Regions from separate parts of the Homo sapiens genome. Here region 2 is linked to region 1. Evidence: read pairs that join two places in POLR2A ChIA-PET (ENCODE). Cell type or tissue: PC-9. All regions are shown on one strand.

The links. ChIA-PET counts read pairs that join two places held together with the same protein. Peaks named below come from ENCODE experiments on the same cell type or tissue, not always from the same donor. Only the 100,000 strongest peaks of a DNase experiment are listed, where the experiment ranks them.
Region 2: POLR2A ChIA-PET joins it to region 1 with 31 read pairs; 3 of 35 experiments call an interaction of 5 or more read pairs at or near these places.

What each region holds. Positions count from the first base shown.
Region 1 is chr1:146,036,931-146,039,430 of GRCh38, reverse strand. TRG-TCC2-1 (tRNA-Gly (anticodon TCC) 2-1) reads right to left here and starts at 2,370; the gene lies at 2,299-2,370. It overlaps TRH-GTG1-1 (tRNA-His (anticodon GTG) 1-1), which reads right to left and starts at 1,387; the gene lies at 1,316-1,387. TRK-CTT2-1 (tRNA-Lys (anticodon CTT) 2-1) reads right to left here and starts at 30; the gene lies at 1-30. RefSeq lists silencers at 1-49, 1,270-1,469, 2,210-2,399 and enhancers at 260-369, 1-564, 1,920-1,969. In PC-9, no CTCF peak of the experiment used is centred here; DNase peaks (open chromatin) are centred at 120, 1,240, 1,940 and 2,350; H3K4me3 peaks cover 2,500 bases; H3K27ac peaks cover 2,369 bases.
Region 2 is chr1:145,279,953-145,282,452 of GRCh38, reverse strand. It overlaps RNVU1-14 (RNA, variant U1 small nuclear 14), which reads right to left and starts at 1,337; the gene lies at 1,174-1,337. It also overlaps the pseudogene LOC101060170. RefSeq lists silencers at 621-960, 1,128-1,417 and an enhancer at 862-1,586. In PC-9, no CTCF peak of the experiment used is centred here; DNase peaks (open chromatin) are centred at 751, 982 and 1,252; H3K4me3 peaks cover 1,501 bases; H3K27ac peaks cover 1,574 bases.

The DNA of each region.
Region 1 (2,500 bases):
CTCATGCTCTACCGACTGAGCTAGCCGGGCACTGATTACTGGCGTCTTCTTATATGGAATCATTTTCCACTGACGGAGCGGTTGTATGATCTAATTGCATATTATTGCGTGTGAAAGAAGTTTCAGGACCTAGGACTGGTGGACACGGCAGTAGCCTTTTCATAATAGCTTTTTGCCATGAAGGAATTCGGGGTTTAGAGAGCGATGGGGGCTGCAGAGAGCCAGGAAGTCTCGCGGAGGACTCGGGAATCACGAGTCCTGCCTGAAACCTTAGTGTTTTCCGCACATTCCTTCCACTGAGGGAACCTCCTCACCCACTTCAGAGGAGGGTGCGAAAGAGCCCAAGGAAACTCAGATGAGAGGCGCAAAGACCTCTCTGCAAAGCATTTTAATTCTCCATCCTGGAAGAGGCACTGAGTTCCAGAGTCACAAGGGAAGGGTTCTCTCCTCTGCTCAAGTGAAGGCCAAAAGAACAACCGTGGTCCCAGCTCCGTGGGCCTCCATATCGCTCTAAAGCTTCCCGCCTGGGCTGCTTAGCACCTTGGTGGGCGAGCCGCAGTGTGAGCCAACTGGAACTATTGTTGTTTGAGACAGGGTCCCGCTCTGTCGCCCAGGCTGGAGTGCAGTGGCGCGATCATAGTTCATTGCAGCCTCTACTTCCCGGGCTCAAGCGATGCTCCCACTTCACCCTCCCTAAGTAGCTGGGACCAAAAGCGCCCGCCACCATCTTAAAAATTCTTTTTCTGGCCGGGGGCGATGGCTCAAGCCTGTAATCCCAGCACTTTGGGAGGCCGAGGCGGGTGGATCACGAGGTCAGGGGTTCGAGACCAGCCTGACCAACATAGTGAAACCTCGTCTCTACTAAAGATACAAAAATTAGCTGGGCGTGGTGGCGGGCGCCTGTAATCCCAGCTACTCAGGAGGCTGAGGCAGGAGAATTGCTTGAACCCGGGAGGCGGGGGTTGCAGTGAGCCGAGATCGCGCCACTGCACTCCAGCCTGGGCGACAGAGCAAGACTCTGTCTCAAAAAAAAAAAAAAAAAAAAAATTCTGACATTGTGGGGAGGCGTCTCAAGCTGGTCGCGAACTCCTGGGCTCCAGGGATTCTCCCGCCTCCGAGACTTCCCAAAGCTGCTGGGATTACGTAATGGCGCGAGCCACCACGTCGGCCTGGAGCTATTGTTATTCACCGAATCTGTGGACTGCACTTCCGCGGGGATGCCTTAAGCGAAGGCAGAATTACAAGCATGTGTCACTCTTTTAAAAGTGTTAATTAAAAAAAAAAAAAACCGCCACCCCAGCAAGTTAGAACCACCTGCCGTGACTCGGATTCGAACCGAGGTTGCTGCGGCCACAACGCAGAGTACTAACCACTATACGATCACGGCGAGCCACTAACCAGGCGGCGCGCTACAGCTGGATTTAATGCCTCTTGAAATAGGAATGGCTATTTCGTGCTACTTTTATTTGGCCAGTCCCTGACGTCCGCATCAATCAATTCCAAACTTTTTCACTCTGCAACCTTGAAGCTCCGACACCTGAATCAGTTTCTTAGACTCTAAATCCCTCGATGCCAGCGATAGCACCACCCGCTCCGCTGGGCGGCGGCGGGCCAAGGTCCTGACTAGAGGGCAGAAAGCGTCAGCTGCAACCCGGGACCACGCCGCCTCTCGCCTCTCTCCTCTCACCTCTCTGCCTCCATTTCCCTCTTCCCCCTCCAAGGAATCAAGCTGCTTCGCCCAGGGATGAGAGGGGCAGCCTCGAAGGATTTTTCAAATTACATCTGCAGCCTGTACCACGGAATTGAGGTTTCTCTTCCCAGAATGGTGGAACCGGAAGAAAAACGGAGCTAGTGAGCTGGGGAGGGGATGAGAGCCCCGTCTTAATTTCTTGCTTCCCTCACAGGTACAAGAAGCGCTGTGTACTCTCTGGCATTGTGGGAGCTTGTGCTGACTTCCTCATCTTGACTCATAAATATATCAGAGCCACCTCTGCCGATTCAGAAAAACAAATCCAACCAGCCTCTATTTCAGACACTTCCTTAGACCCCTAGGAGAGTTATTGTTAACTTCCCTAGACCCCTAGGAGAGTTATTGTTTGGACGCCAGCGGCCGAACCCATCAGACGGGCTAGGCGCGCACGTGCAGTTACCAAAATACAGATGTTTACTGTGGGAGGGACAGACCATACTGGTGCAGACCTAGGACACAAAAGTGGTCAAAACTCTTTTCCTGTGTTCCCTACTTTGCTCGGTTTCCAGGCCTACTCAGTCTAAAAAGCTGAAGAGAAAAACTGACACTGCGTTGGCCGGGAATCGAACCCGGGTCAACTGCTTGGAAGGCAGCTATGCTCACCACTATACCACCAACGCATCTGAAATACGCTTGATTCCTTTAGAGTATCAGAACTAAATAATCAGGTTTGTCTTCCCGTTTATTTCTAGGCTAAGCAATTTAGACTGCAGGAAAAACCTACAAGAGGAAAATTAAAAGGAAGCTCTC
Region 2 (2,500 bases), 760 kb after region 1:
CACCCGCTGGAGAAAGTGTGGAGGGAAGCGAGGGCTGCACCTGCACGCAGGAGCTGAGGCAAGCGGCGGTTCCCAGCTCTCAGTGCAAAAGACATTTGTCATCTGAGAGGCTGGACTCAGTTATTATAATTTTCAATTTTGTCAATAAAAACCGAATGGAAATTTGTTTTCTTACTTGTAGAAACCTCCTCACAAGACCTCCCATCTTACATTCCAGGGAGACTTAGCAGGGTATTCCGCCAAGACATAGGTTAGACTGCGGTTCTGAACTGCAGACCTCGATGCCCTGCGCCGGGGCACCAGGGCATGGGCAAAGCCCTCCCCCTACACAAAGCAAGGGTGTTATGCCTACAACCGAACGGGGACACTAAGAGCCCCCAACATGCACGGTTTTCATTCCAAAGAAAACCACCAGTTCTGAGTACAACTTCCACCTGGCTCTATTAACTGAGTACACGTTTCCCCAGCACAGAAATCCTACAAACTCCCGTGAATGCTGTGGTGAAAAGCAGGAGCTGCCAGGGCAAGATGGATCGCACCTGTAATCCCAGCACTTCAGAAGGCTGGGCGGACCACTTGAGCCCAGGAGTTGGAGCCCAGCCTGAGCAGAATGGTGAAACCGCTACGAAAAAAGAAAAAGAAAGAGAAAGAAAAGAAAAGAAAAAAAAAAAAAGAGAAAAAACTAGCCGGGTGTGGTGGCGTGCGGTTGTCCTACTCGGGAGCCTGAGATGGGAAGATCGCGCCACTTCTCCAGCCTGGACGGTACAGCGAGACTTGTCTTAGGGAGGGGGGGAAAAAACAACAACAAAAAAACAGAGGCTAAGAGGTAACTCCGAGGATGACAGAAAACACCAGAGTTTTTAAGAGATGTTAGAAGCCCTGGGAGCACTGAACAAACCAGAAAGCTCCCGACCCTTGATCCCTGAGCTCCACCTAGCAAGTACCGCGGCAGCTAACCTGGGAGAACAACCCAACCAACAGAGACTGAAATTCGCCTCCCAAGAGAGCAAGTGGATAGTTCTAAGCTGTCCCCAAACATGGCCTCACAAAGGAAAACTAACCGTTGCGAACGGAAACAACTGACCGGACAGAACACAGCCACAAAACACGAGCCCGCACCCTGAATTACAAAAACACTTACGGCTCACCTACTATTCGCACCACAGAAGCACCAAGAGAAAGCGCGAACGTAGTTCCCTACTATCACAAATTATGCACTCGAGTTTCCCACACTTGGGGAAATCGCAGGGGTCAGCACATCCGGAACGCAATGGATAAGCTTCGCCCTGAGAAAAACCACCTTCGTGATCATGGTATCTCCCCTTCCAGGTAAGTATGAGCTTTTGCACCTCCGCCCCGCCACAGCCTCACACGCTTCACCCTTTACACGCACGGTCACTTGCCCCGCGAACGCCCCCCCCCCCACCCCACCCCCCCACCGCCCACAGCCCTCCTAGCCCTGACACACAGCTGGGACTCTCAGGTCCGACCAGCGGTCCTGAACCCGCTCCCACGGCACGGGAACTCCTTAGTGGCGAAGCAGCAGCCCCTGCGCTGCCTCATCTACATAGAAATCGCCCTATCCGTGATGTCACCGACAGCGCCTTTCCCAGTCCCCGTCTGCTCTTCCGCCCCACCCTCCGCCGACTCAGCCGATCAACCCGCTGCCGGAGCTGGCGGAGGAAGTGACGTCTGTCTCTTTCTCCTTTTCCTCCTGCCATTGTCCTTTGGGGAGGTGTGCAGAGATCCCGCGTCTGGTCTCCCCCTAAGACTGTGGTACTTGATCTGTGTCCTGCAGAGAACCCTTCTGGCGGCCAACAGGAAGCTTGTGCACCCTTCTTCAGATAATGTCTTTTAATGCGCAGACTTGAACGTTTAGGATTACAAGGAAAACCGGTTCCTTTCAAACCTGTTTATCTTTGTGATGTAGCATTCCGTTTCAAGTTGAAAGCCGTTCAATGTCAGAGAGAAAACATATCTATGAAACCAGAGAGGCTGCTCAGATGGGTTGCAAACTAGCCATCCTTACTGGTTTTACCACTAGAAGTGTTACAAAGACAGTTGTCCAATTTTATGAATCTTGAAGGGTTTTTTGTTGTTGTTGTTGTTATTTCAAATACAGTGTAATACAAAAATATGTGGCCCCCGCAGAGACGATTGGACACTCTCAGGCATGGTGATGGAGTTTGTCATCTCTTCCACGGCCATCTCAGAACCTTAGTGCTTACCTCATGTTAGTATTTTATATTCTCCAAAGACACAAAGATAATCCCAATTTGACAAAACAAACAAAAAAACATCTAGGGCATGTCTTATTTGAGGCGCTTAACAAATGACTGGATCATCTCCCTTGTATATAACCCAGAAAACACTGTGAAGTAGAGCAAAATTGGAAAGCCCAAGTCAAAGACCATTTGCAAATTTCAAGTAGATTCCAGTCTGTTGCTCAAATCACAAAACATGAAATGGAGGGGTCTCCCTTGGAGACCATAAAGTCTGT